Linked DNA regions of Homo sapiens: all the other regions are linked to region 1. The links are chromatin contacts, found by Hi-C or POLR2A ChIA-PET in ENCODE. All regions are on one chromosome and are shown on one strand. The core of a region is the stretch at or near the end of the contact, and the rest is flanking DNA. Distances in the headings are between cores, read along the strand shown.

The links. A loop is a pair of places that touch in the nucleus more often than their neighbours do. ChIA-PET counts read pairs that join two places held with the same protein, here RNA polymerase II (POLR2A). Pooled maps may share reads with other maps.
Region 2: a loop to region 1 is called in a map with no recorded cell type, with 19 times the contacts of the local background. The contact joins the promoter of ARF4 here to the enhancer-like site in region 1. A Hi-C loop is called at or near these places in 1 of 37 single-sample maps with no recorded cell type and 10 of 50 pooled maps. POLR2A ChIA-PET finds 5 or more read pairs at or near these places in 1 of 52 experiments (OCI-LY7).
Region 3: a pooled map shows a loop between it and region 1 (2.3-fold over the local background). The contact joins the promoter of PDHB here to the enhancer-like site in region 1. A Hi-C loop is called at or near these places in 5 of 50 pooled maps.

The regions. Positions count from the first base shown.
Region 1 is chr3:63,919,984-63,924,288 of GRCh38, reverse strand. The region is part of intron 4 of ATXN7 (ataxin 7); the gene reads right to left. Among named protein-coding and RNA genes, the nearest start is that of ATXN7, 58 kb to the right of the region's middle. RefSeq lists an enhancer at 2,189-2,288. Within about 2 kb of position 1,973, at least 4 of the 41 ENCODE cell types and tissues checked have a DNase peak (open chromatin) inside an H3K27ac peak, as active enhancers do; they include OCI-LY7, where a contact is called at or near this core.
Region 2 is chr3:57,594,852-57,599,156 of GRCh38, reverse strand. It overlaps ARF4 (ARF GTPase 4), which reads left to right and starts at 1,813. Exons shown (of 6, transcript NM_001660.4): 1 at 1,813-2,083. The coding sequence starts at 2,017. It overlaps ARF4-AS1 (ARF4 antisense RNA 1), which reads right to left and starts at 1,368. Exons shown (of 2, transcript NR_132370.1): 1 at 1,106-1,368. It also overlaps a transcript of PDE12 not described here. RefSeq lists enhancers at 790-1,495, 1,010-1,569, 1,590-1,839, 1,850-1,919, 2,110-2,159 and 4 more.
Region 3 is chr3:58,431,929-58,436,233 of GRCh38, reverse strand. It overlaps PDHB (pyruvate dehydrogenase E1 subunit beta), which reads left to right and starts at 2,402. Exons shown (of 10, transcript NM_000925.4): 1 at 2,402-2,466; 2 at 2,550-2,603; 3 at 4,250-4,305. The coding sequence starts at 2,425. It overlaps LOC107986092 (a long non-coding RNA gene), which reads right to left and starts at 2,639. Exons shown (of 4, transcript XR_007095933.1): 1 at 1,992-2,639. RefSeq lists enhancers at 775-1,384, 2,427-2,646 and a silencer at 2,127-2,366.

The sequences.
Region 1 (4,305 bases), core at 724-3,223:
GTCAAAAGCAGTGTGGCCAAAATCAGAGCTGCTGACCCTAAGTCTCCCACATTCGCCAGCATTCCTCAGTTCATTAAGTGGTACCATTCAGTTGCTCAAGCCCCAAATCCCAATTCTTATATTTCTCCCTCATCCACATCCAATTTTTCATCAAATCATGTAAACTCCACCTCCAAACGTATCCTGAACAGGATAACCTCTCTGCATTACCACTGCCATTAGCAAAGTCCAAGCCACTATTACCTCTAACCTGGTCAGCCAGTCCCTCCACATATTAGCCAGTGATCTTAACATGAATTAGATCATTCCCTTGCTGAAGCTACCCCTAACCACCAACTATCCCCCCAACTTTCATTACACTTAAATCCAAATTCCTTTCCTTGGCCTCTACAGTCTAACCTTGTCAGCATTATTTCCCTACATTCCTCCCCCTTCCCTTCTCAGAGTGCCCCTTCCAGATGATCTGATGGCTGCTTCTTTCTTTTTTACTTTTTGTGACAGGGTCTTGCTCTGTTGCCCAGGCTGGAGTCCAGTATGCGCAATCACAGCTCACTGCAGCCTCGACCTCCTGGGCACAAGTGATCCTCCCACCTCAGCCTCCTGAGTAGCTGGGATTACAGGTCACCATGACCAGCTAATTTTTTTTGTAGAGATGGGGTCTCACTATGTTGCCAAGCTGGTCTCAAACTCCTAAACTCAAGTGATCCTCCCGCCTCAGTCTCCCAAAGTGCTAGGATTACAAGTGTGAGCCACCACGCCCAGCCTGTGGCTACTTCTTTCTCGGCATTCTGGTCTCAGCTCAAATGTTAAATGCTTAGAAAAGTCTTCCTTGATCATGTTAGTTAGAATCCCCCTAACCCCAACTCATTACCCTACTTTTGACTTCACAGCATTCAACAGTCCTTGGAAATATTTGTGTATTTACTGTATCTCACTTCCCTAGAGGGCTGGGGCTCCATCTGATTTGTGTCACTCTATCCCTAACACCCATCAGAAAACCTGGCACTTAAGTATCTGCTGACCAACTGCCTGACTTGGGAGTTAGGACTGTGCTTTCTCACCTTCTGTGGAGTTGTATCCTCAGACTTTATCTAGCCTAGCATGAGGCCCAGAGAACATGGGATAAAAGCTAAATGAGTGAAGTTAAGGCAAAACAGTCAGAGGATTCTCAAGGCAGTAATCACAAAATAAACAAAATACACTGAGGCCTACTAAAGGACACGGTCTGAAACTGGTCAGAAAGTGAAATGACCAGGTTGGCAAGTTTCAGTTTTGCTTACCAGTAACTGCCCAAAGTAGTTACATAGGTGTCCTTGATCGAGTGTGATTTGCCCTAAGTCCAAATCCTGTAACTGAAAATACAAAATTGGCCCAGAGTGGGATTACACAGAATGATGGCTTCTGTGTTCCATACTTCTATTATTAGTAAAATCTTTACAGTGAGCATGTATTAACTTCTGTAATAATTTTTTCCATTAAAACCAATCTTCCTATATAGTTTCCAAAAAGAACAAGGTAATTTAAGTGAAGAACTGCTAAGTTAAATTGGAAATTTCCAAGAACTGAAAAGGCAATTTTCTAAATTCCCTCTACAGGCAGAAAACCCCCATGACTATCACCACACATTAAAAAAATCATGTAAGTAGGATCCTCATTTATCTTTCTGATCCACTCCCCACCTTCATGATGACTTTATTACATTGCCTATAATTTACCTTTTTTGCCCAGAAAAAAGGGGGTTTGAAAAACATTACAAGCAGCAGCATAAAGAAGCACAAACTACAGGCTTCCAGAAGATGAGCAAGTACAACTCTGCATAAGCAGGAAAAAGTAAATACCCACATCATGCTTCTCTCTGCAAGTCAAAGAGGTGGCTAAAGGAGGAACTAAGAAATGTCACCTCCCACTTCCCATTTTTACTAGAGTCCAAGAAGGCATGAAACTGAGGTTTGGGCATGATTGCTCATGCCTATAATTCCAACACTCCGGGAGGCTGAGGTGGGAGGATTTCTTGAGCTCCAGAGTTTGAGACCAGCCTGGGCAACATGGTGAAACCCCGTCTCTACAAACAAAATACAAAAATTAGCCGGGCATGGTAGTGTGCACCTGTGGCCCCAGCTACTCAGGAGGCTGAGATGGGAGGATTGCTTGAGACCAGGAAGTGAAGTCAAGCCTGCAGTGAGCCATGGATCATGCCACTGCACTATAGCCTGGGCAATACAGCAAGACCCTGTTTCAAAAGAATAAAAAAGAAAAAAAAAGAAAAAGAAAAAAACTGCGGTTCATTTGCTACACTCTGTCATGCCAGAGTTTCCTCTCACTGCCTACACCTTGTGTGCTAAAGCAAAACTGGCATTTCACTTTCTGCTGCTCCTCTGACAGTCCTGGCTGATGACTTGATTAAAGGCGTGCTTGTGACACTGTGCTTTCATTACTGATAACCTGCATTATATCATTTAATTCTCCCAACCCCTATTAGTTACTAGCATTATTCTCATTTTATACCTGAGTCAAGTGAGGCTCAGTAAAGCTATGCGGTTTCCTTCAAATTGCTCACCTACTAGATCTTAGATTTGAGCCCAGGCTTAATTCTAGAACTGGGGTTCCCAGAACTGTCTCTGTGTAAAGCTAACTTCTGCAAACTTGCCATATGGAACCTCTTTTCTGCATAACACCAACCAAGAGCACACAGAAACAGGGTTCCCTGGAACACGCTTTTGGAAATAATGATTTAAAGCTATGGTACTCAAACACCAAAATAGATACTCTTCTCTGCGAAGACCACAGTGCTTTTTCACAATTAAAGGACTGTCCTTTATTCCAAAACAATGTTCTCATACTTTTTTGAGGGGAAGTACATATAAATTGCCAACAACCGTATGTCTGGAGTCCCCAAATTATTTCTGAAACTTTCTTGTTTGAAATATAAAGCCTGGGGACCACTGGTTAAAAGCATTACCTTTTTTTCTGTTGCATGACTGGAGTTCAGGATTATGGAAAACATCTGTATAACCTGGGAGGGAAATAGTTTCTGTTTTAAGATTGTGAATCTAATTGATAATGAACTAGTGCTTTTTCCTTGCCATATGCTTACATATAAGAGAAAAAAACATTTCATGCTAGCAGGGTCTTTATTACAAAGAAGAACAAGAATACTTAATCTAGTTTTACGTTATGAGTGGGTGAAATGCAAAAATCGTTCTCCTTCTTCTGCTCATTTATTATAATCCCTGCTGTACAAGATGAATATAAATGTAACCCTCTGCCTTTTTCTCAAAAGTACAGTAACTCCAACTGCTAAGTCTACTAACAGGCTTCTTTTTCTTAGAACTTCAATCAAAAAATACTTTAATAATCAGAGGGGCACATTTATTAGAAATACTGCAATAAAAACTTTCAACAACAATGTGATTAAAAGCAATCTTGCACTGAAATGCTATTTAAATAGTGAAATTTCACTTCTCCCTTTCTAAAGGAATTTTTTTTAATGGCACAAATCCCAGATGATTGTGTTTGCTATCTGCTGCAACCTTAGCTTTCATTTAATCTTTTTTTAAAAAGCCCATTACTTCTAATGCAAACTGTAGATACTTCCCCTCCCCCTCAAAGAAAAAATGTTATAAAAGAACAACTAAATACAACACACCGACTGTTGTAAGGCACAGCAAGAAAAGGCTCTGATATTTTTACTTAAAAAAAATGGCTTTTGGTAAAGGTCAGTATTTCTAGACAAGGATAAGAAAAACAAAGGTTAGGGTGACCTGCTCAAGCTCATGAAAAGCCATGTACATTCTGGAAAGGGCTCGGAACAGCAGAATGGTTAAGCATGTGAGCTGTGGAGTAATTAGACAGATCTGGGTTACAGGGCCTCTTACATGCTTTGTGATCTTAGCGGGCTACCTCACTTTTCTGAGTCGTAGTTTCCTCATCTGTAAAATGGAGATAATGGTGATACCTAGATCACAGGACTGTGATTTATAAATACCTCATACTTCCCTCCTGAGATTAGAGTTTACAAGAACCAATCAAAACTGTAAATTGGACACAGCTTGGGAACCCCATCCTACTGTGCACATGGAAACATGTGCATGGTCTCCATGAATTGCGAAACATGAGGGTTCAGAAATTCAGCATGGATTGTGCCAGGTGTTACTTTCCAGTAAGCACAAAATTATAAAGATATGGGGCCTAAAGAACAACGTCTGCCTTCTTCTCCAATCAAAATGCAGATTTGTTTCCCCGTGAATTCTTCCTATAACTCCTAAGACCTGTAACAAGGCTTCAGCTTCTCTAAACCAGCTCAGG
Region 2 (4,305 bases), core at 564-3,063, 6.3 Mb after region 1:
GTTGTCCAGTCTTTCCAGAATGAACCAATGTTCATCTTACATATATTGATTGATGTCTCATTTCTCCCTAGAATGTATAAAACCAAACCGTGCTCTGATCACCTTGGGCACATGTCTACAAGACCTCCTGAGGCTATGTCATGGACGCGTGTCCTCAACTTTGGCAAAATTAACTTTCTAAATTAACTGAGGCCTGTCTCATATTTTGGGGGTTCACAAAAGGATACAAGAAGGTCTTGTCACTTAGCAAGCTTCCAAAATGCAATTTTGAGTTATTCAACTGCTAAGCAACTCTTTACATGTATCTCCAATGCAAAGGAGGGTACTTCTGAGTAAAGAAGTTTTTGGGGTTTTTTTGTTGTTGTTGTTTGTTTTTTTAAGACAGTCTCGCTCTGTCGCCCAGGCTGGAGTGCAGGGGCGCGATCTCCGCTCACTGCAACCTCCGCCTCCCGGGTTCACGCCATTCTTCTGCCTCAGCCTCCGGAGTAGCTGGGAGTATAGGCACCCGCCACCACGCCCGGTTAATTTATTCTATTTTTAGTAGAGACTGGGTTTCACCGTGTTAGCCAGGATGGTCTCGATCTCCTGACCTCGTAATCTGCCCGCCTCGGCCTCCCAAAGTGCTGGGATTACAGGCATGAGCCACTATGCCCGGCCAGAAGTTTTTGCTTTTAATTGCCCAGGGCCACTCCTAAGAAATAACAGTCTCTGAAGGGTAGATAAGGTAGTGCTACCAAGAGAAGCGTTACTCAGCAAGCCTTCAAAAATATAAAAATAACTTACTGTTTCTGAAAGTTTGCAAGTTTTTCTTATTCAACCCCATCCTATGGAAATATACCAGTTGGAATAAGCAACTACAGAACCACATAGGACGGCACTACTAGAAAAATAGATTAAATCTTTATCCTGGCAATGAGTCTAATACATTTATCATTGCTGTGAATTTTAAAAGGTGTAGCAGGCCGGGCGCGGTGAGTCACCGCGCCAGGCCCGATCATAAACACTTTTAAAGTGAAGAGGCTTTCCGCTTCCTCAACATAAGGAGTAAATCTTTAATGCTGCTTCTAGGAAAAAAAGTACAAGAAAAGCAAGACTTCCTCCTTGCCTTCTCTTTAAAAAGCAACAGCCGATGAACACGTGTTGGAGCGCTCTCGCCTTGACAGAATTAGAGATCTTCAGAATCACTTGGCGTGGTGGTCGAAGCGTCTAGCCCTAGCTCATTAGGGTGCCACAGTTTCTCGGCCCACAAGTCAGCTTTTAACCACTTTTCTCCGCAAAAGACCGGACCGGTCTTCATGCGTCAACTAAAGCAAGCGTCTGGTCCCGTGTGTGAAACGTGTAAGTTCATGGCATCAGGGAATACCCATCGCGCGTACCGTAATAGAAGAGGGCGAGGTTCCTCACCTAACCCATAATGCTCAGCTCGCCTTTCCGGAAGCAAGGACTATCACCCCGACAATACCTTCATCCGGGCGGAAGCGTCTCACCCTGAGTCTGATTTGGCAGTGACGAAGCGAGGTATTGTGGGACTTTGTCCGTCTCCCAGTACGCATGTGCCTCAGCCGGCCTCTCCCGGCTCCTGGGGCCACGTCCGGGCGGTGGCGCCGTCGAGAGATGCTCGTCAGCGAAACTGGCCAATCCCCTGCAGGCGCAAGCGCAGTGGCTCGGGCGCACCGGAAGCGCAGGGGGATGGGGCGGCGGTGACGCGATTCTGTCCGCGTTGGAGGGGCCGGGCCGCTGCTGGAGTCGCCGCGGCCGCCGCGTGACGTGGCACAGCCAGAGCCTAAAGGCTAGAGCCGGAGCTGCCGCGCCAGTCGCCTAGCAGGTCCTCTACCGGCTTATTCCTGTGCCGGATCTTCATCGGCACAGGGGCCACTGAGACGTTTCTGCCTCCCTCTTTCTTCCTCCGCTCTTTCTCTTCCCTCTCGTTTAGTTTGCCTGGGAGCTTGAAAGGAGAAAGCACGGGGTCGCCCCAAACCCCTTCTGCTTCTGCCCATCACAAGTGCCACTACCGCCATGGGCCTCACTATCTCCTCCCTCTTCTCCCGACTATTTGGCAAGAAGCAGATGCGCATTTTGATGGGTGAGTGAGGGGCTGCGAGTCAGGCGGGACCTGGGAAAGGCAGGGTCTCCACAATTGGGGTGGCCTCTGGGCCTGTTTTTTTCCTCCGCCCGCTGTGGTGGGGGAGGGGCGCCGGGTCGGGGGTCGGAAGGAATTCTTAAGGGGGAACAATGGAGCGGAGGGTGAGCGATCCCCCCCGCCCCCGATCTGTCGCCAGACGAGACAGGGACAGGGCTTCGGGCAAGATTTCTTTCTGGACTCGGCTTTTTCTCCTTGATCTTATTGAAAGCTGGACAACATTGGGCAGAGATGTGGGGAAAGCCAACTCTGGGAAGCAAACACTTGGCGAGGCCCTTTCTGGGGGTGCGATCTGCATACCTTCTTGCCCGGGTGTGGACAGCGGTCAGGAGGGAGGCAGAGCAACTCCAGCCTTTTCCCTCCCCTTCTGCGTTTCGTGTACAGTCCCTGCATACTCCATTGGTATGTAAGCCAGCGGCCACCCGGAGCCTGGAGCCGCCCGGGGCAGGAAGTTGCGGTGGCCAGGGAGCACCCAAGGTTTCCGAAGAGTCTGGAGTCCTTCAGCGCTCACTTTGCTAAACTTGGCCTTGCGCTGGATTCCGTTTCAAGTTTTTCGCTCCTTGTTAATCTCATTCTCCGAAAACTGAGCTTATCTTCTATTTCTTTGACTATTTTCAAAAACTTTAAATGTGTTTGGTTTATTCTCCTAGGTTTTTAAGCTTATTTTTAGGCGGTCTAAGGTCTAATGCAAAAAAATTTTAGAAACGAATTTTTAAAAAATACCTGATAAATTTTCAAGTAACTGAACATCATGACGCTGAATTTTATGGTAGTCTTGTTAAATAGTAACTACAATTTTTTTAAAATTTCTTTTTAGAAAGTTGACTTTTTAAAAACTACTTTTTAGGGGGCGTGTTTTTGCTCAGCTGAGGGAGAAGGGCTGTCAGTTGGCTGAAGTAAGCAACCGCTCCCGGTTACTGTAAGCAGTCTACATCACAGCTGAGCTCCATGGACTAGAATAACGCTGAAAGAAGCCCCTCTAACTTTGAACGTTGAAACTTGTTGGTTCATTAGCTTGTTTTCTACCGGAGGAGGTTTTATTTTTCTCTTCCTTTTTTTTTTTTGCAGACGGAGTTTTGCTCTTGTCACCCAGGCTGGAGTGCAGTGGCGCAATCTCGGCTCACTGCAACCTCCACCTCCCGGGTTCAAGAGATTCTCCTGCCTCAGCCTCCCGAGTAGCTGGGATTACAGGCATGCAACACCACGCCTGGCTAATTTTTTGTATTATTAGTAGAGACGGGGGTTTCACCACGTTGGCCAGTCTGGTCTCGAACTCCTCACCTCAGGTGATCCACCCACCCAGGCTTCCCAGAGTGCTGGGATTACAGGCGTGAGCCACCGCGCCCGGCCGGAGGTTTTATTTTAGAGCTGTACTACCATCAAAACTTGCAAACACAAGCTTCTGTAATATTTCAAGGTATATAAAGAGTAACAGTATATACATTGGCTCATGTTTATTTTCCTCTTAGCGTACTTACACTTTGTGAATCAATTGTTTATGAGTCATTCATAAAGTATTTTTTCTTTCAAAGTTTCTTAGATTTCCTTTGTCAAGAGGACAGAATTATTTTAGGAGGGCAAGCATATTTAAGTTTTCAGTGGCTGAAAGTTGGCAGTCTGAAAAAGGATCGGAAGTTAATGGGAGGACTTCGGACTGTGATAAATGAATTTCCAGTCTGTTCGTTAAAGAGATTTAACAATATATGGTTATGTTCCAGAACACATAGTATATTGGTCTTTTTACTTAAGATTTATTGTAAATGAATTGCTATTTTTCAATTCCTTAGTCTTTTGTGATTGATGAAAGTATCAGAGGGGCAAGGAATATAGAAGTATGCTACCAGCATTTTCATATATTTACTATATTGGGAGGCATTTCCCTCCACCCCAAAAAATGATTCGAAGAAAATGGGAGAGAAAAAATATTTAAGTTTCTGCATTTGTGTGGAGGATTTAGGAGTTACTTGTTTTTAATGTTTTATTACTCAGGCATGCTATCGTTTTGCACTTTAATTTTGGGATAATCAGTTTTCCTTGACTAAAAAACACTTCAGTCACAAGATCGACATTTATGGTAACTCATCAAAGGAAGTATCAACGTACGAGGGAGATATGTGCATGAACAGGGAAAAAGGTGGTTTGGAAGTTTGATAATTCTTACATTT
Region 3 (4,305 bases), core at 1,153-3,652, 5.5 Mb after region 1:
CTCTCTCTTGGGATCTCGATCGGGACTGCTTTCCTGTAACATCTCCTTTTGCTTGGCAAATCTGATCCTGAAATCTTTTGGTGCTAGGTTGTGGGAAAGGTGGGAAGGACTGATTCACTTTTTCATTCTGAGCACCACCCACAAACTTTTGGGGGCTGAAATCTCAAGTTCAGGAGTTTCTCAGGGATGCTGTGGCAGTCTAGGAAGTGCTGGCCATTCCTGAGGCCCTGGCAGGGACAGTTGGGACTAGACGATGGTGGCAGGTGAGGGAGACTCAGAAGGTGTTGATTCCATATCTTGAAGATCTTCTATCCATTTTACAGATGAAACAGTCCCAGAGAGTAAATGTCATCTCTATGCAGCTGTCCCCAAATTTCTACCTTTAGCCCTGACTAGGCCCTAGGCTCCAGGCAACCTGGGTATGTCCCAGTCATCTAAAGAATAAAGGCTGGCTGCAGTGGCTCATGCCTGTAATCCCAGCACTTTGGGAGGCTGAGGCGGGTGGATCACTTGAGGTCAAGAGTTCAACATCAGCCTGGTCAACATAGTGAAAACTCATCTCTACTAAAAATAAAAAAAATTAGCCGGGCATGGTGGCAGGTGCCTGTAATCCCAGCTACTCGGGAGGCTGAAGCAGGGGAATAGCTTGAACCTGGGAGGCAGAGGTTGCAGTGAGGCCCACTGCACTTCAGCCTGGGTGACAGAGTGAAACTCCATCTCAAAAAATAAACAAAAATACACTCTTACTTCCCCAGCTCCTGGCACTTACACTGCCCCAGGCTCCTCCCTTACCCCATCTATCCATCCAGCAATGACAAAAATCCAAAATTTTCCTCTGCTCTTCCCTAGCACTTACAGCATTCCTATTGATTCTAGCCCAAATAGATCTCAAAACTGTCCCCCTCCTCTCCATCTGGAAGTTGCCTCCTAGTCTGCCTCTGTTGCTGCCACAGACTTCCCAGCATCCGCCTGTTCTGCCTTTGCCTCCACCCCCTCCCATTCCCAGTCAGCAACCTACTGGAAGTTGCAAATTCCTAATTTGGCAGCCTGCAGCTGTGATCCATAGAAGGGAATGTTTGGAATGTCTTGGGGATGGGTGGAGACTGGGTGCTCAATTGTCCCATCTGACCCCCAAGGGCCAAATTAAGACTAATGAGCTTCCAGAGGTTGTCCCTATGGCCAAGTGTTTGGCACCTCCCCATAAGGGAGGAGACCACCCCTCATATTGTCTTATGCCCAATTTCTGCCTCCAAAGAAAGAAAAAGTAAAAACTAAAAGGCAGAAATGAAATCCACAAACAGACAGCCTGGTGCCACACCCTGGGCCTGGTAAAGATCGACCCCGACCTAATCGGTTATGTTAACTATAGATTACAGACATTGTATAGAAAAGCACTGTGAAAATCCCTATCCTGTTCCAGTCTAATTACCGGTGCTTGCAGCCCCTAGTCACATACCCCCTGCTTGCTCAATCAATCATGACCCTCTCACGCACACCTCCTTAGAGCTGTGAGCCCTTAAAAGGGACAGGAATTGCCCATTCAGGGAGCTCGGCTCTTGAGACAAGAGTCTTGCCCATGCCCCTGGCCGAATAAACCCCTTCCTTCTTTAACTCGGTGTCTGAGGAGTTTCGTCTGCGGCTTGTCCTGCTACATCCATAGGGCCGCCCTTCTCTAAAGTTGTTGTAACCTTCCCCCAAGCAGGAATCCACTTCTGCTTTAGGAAGCAGTGGGAAAAAGACCATGCTTTAGAGTCAAGACAGTCCTAAATTAAAATATCGGCTCATTTAATCAATTTCTGCTTCAGTTTAACCGTCTTCAAAATGGAGATAATAATAACACTAATTACCCAAGTGGGGTACTGTGAGAATGAGCTATACAGCACATATCTCAATGCTTGGCTCACAGTAGGTGCTTAATGCAATCAATGAAAGCTATGATGTGCATTATAAGGAATCAACAGACAGCACTGTCCAGGGAAGACTAGACTCACTCATGAAGTGTTAAGTTCCCCATCAGTAGAGCGTGTGCAAGCACTTCTTGGTGCCCAAAGGATTCCAGCACCCACAACAGGTTGGCCTAACTCTTAAGGTCTCTCCAGCTTCCAGAGATCATGCTCCTCAGGGTCTGACTTCTAGTCCCCACGCTTCAAGTAACACCGACCAGGCACGTGTGCCCAGCGTGCACCCCGCCTGTCGGTCACCGCCTACTGTCAATAAAGTTGATTTGAGGCGGCTCCAGGCAGAGGGGCACGGCCACCCACACGCCACCTCAGCCCGGCCCCGCGGCCCCTCACCCGGTGGGCGGGTGGGCGGGTCACGCAGCCGGCGCGCCTTGCCATTGGCCCGCGCCGGTGGAGGCGGGGCCTGCTCACGTCTGCCGGCCCCTCTGTTGTCGTTTGGCAGCGGATAGAGGACACGACCAAGATGGCGGCGGTGTCTGGCTTGGTGCGGAGACCCCTTCGGGAGGTAGGCAGCAGCGCGCGGCCTGTATTCCCACGCGACCCCTGCCCACCCTGCGTCCCGCCGTCATCTTCCTCTCTCCCTGCCAGGTCTCCGGGCTGCTGAAGAGGCGCTTTCACTGGACCGCGCCGGCTGCGCTGCAGGTAACAGGCGCGGGTGCTCGTCGGACGAGGGCGGGGAGGGTCCCCCCTTCTCTCGGGAAGGAGGCCGGAGTCGCGCCTGCGCTGTGGCCTTCCGGCGCCGTGGGCCTTGGGTTTGCGGAGCCAGCATCCTCCGTGGAGCTCCTGCTGCCTCTGTCGCCGCCTGGCAATTAGCACACCGGCGAGTCACCACCTCACAGCTGGCTGGGCAATGGGGGAAAACTAAGACTAGGCGTTTCCTCCCTCACTCCATGTTTTTTTCTTTAAATTGCAGCAAAATAGACCTAACTTAAAATGTACTTTTTAGAAGTGTATAATTCAGTGGCATTAAGTACATTCACCATGTTGTACAACCATTAACCACCATCCATTTCCAGAACTTTTTAATCATCCCAAGCAGAAACTGTCCATTACTCGGTAACTCCTCATTTCCCTTCCCCAAACCCCTGGTAACCCCTGTTGTACTTTTCTGTCTTTATGAGGTTGCCTATTCTAGAACTTCTTATAAGTGGCATCATTTGTCCTTTTGTGTCTGGCTTATCTCAGCGTAATGTCCTCAAGGTTCATCCATGTTGTAGCATGCGTCAGAGTTTGATTCTTTCCTAAGGCTGAATAATATATATATGTATATTTTTTTGAGATAGTCTCCCTCTGTCACCCAGGTTGGAGTGCAGTGGCGCGATCTCAGCTCACTGCAACCTCCACCTCCTGGGCTCAAGGGATTCTCGCGCCTCACACTCCTGAGTAGCTGTGATTAGATGCCGGTGCCACCACACCGGGCTAATTTTTGTATTTTTAGTACAGACAGGGTCTCACCATATTGCCCAGGCTGGTCTTGAACTCCTGGCCTCAAGTGATCTGCCTGCCTTGGCCTCCCAAAGTGCTAGGATTACAGGCATGAGCCACCTCGCTCAGCCCGACATTTTCTTTTTTTTTTTTGAGACGGAGTTTTGCTCTTGCTGCCCAGGCTAGAGTGCAGTGGCACTATCTCAGCTCACTGCAATCTCTGCCTCCTGGGTTCAAGCAATTCTGCCTCAGCCTCCCGAGTAGCTGGGATTACAGGCACCCGCCACCACACCCGGCCAATTTTTGTATTTTTAGTAGAGAATGGGTTTCACCATGTTGGCCAGGGTGGTCTCGAACTCCTGACCTCAAGTGATCCACCTGCCTTGGCCTCCCAGAGTGCTGGAATTACAGGTGTGAGCCACCGTGCCTGGCCTTGTTTTGTCTATTGTGAGTAATGCTGCTGTGAACATTGATGTGCAAGTATATGCTTGAATCCCTGCTTTCAATTATTTGGGGCATATACATAGAAGTGGAATTGATGGATTGTATGTTAATTCTCCTCTCCTTCCTTTTTTTAACTAGATTTTACCATTCATTATATTAAAAGAGCAACTCCTACATTCTGGATGCAAAGTATTTGGCAGTACTTGGCACCTAGTGAGCACTCAGTACATTAACACATGCAAAGACCAACTATGTGTAATAGAAATGTTACTTTTAGAATTCTTTGAGTTTTTAGAGAGAAGCTTGTTCTAGTGTTTTTATATTGTATGCTGTGGGCAGCCTAGGTAAATATAAAGGAAGAAAATCTTAGTTGAATCCCAAACAATTCTGTATTGACTGTTTTTGCATACCTGTGACAGGTGACAGTTCGTGATGCTATAAATCAGGGTATGGATGAGGAGCTGGAAAGAGATGA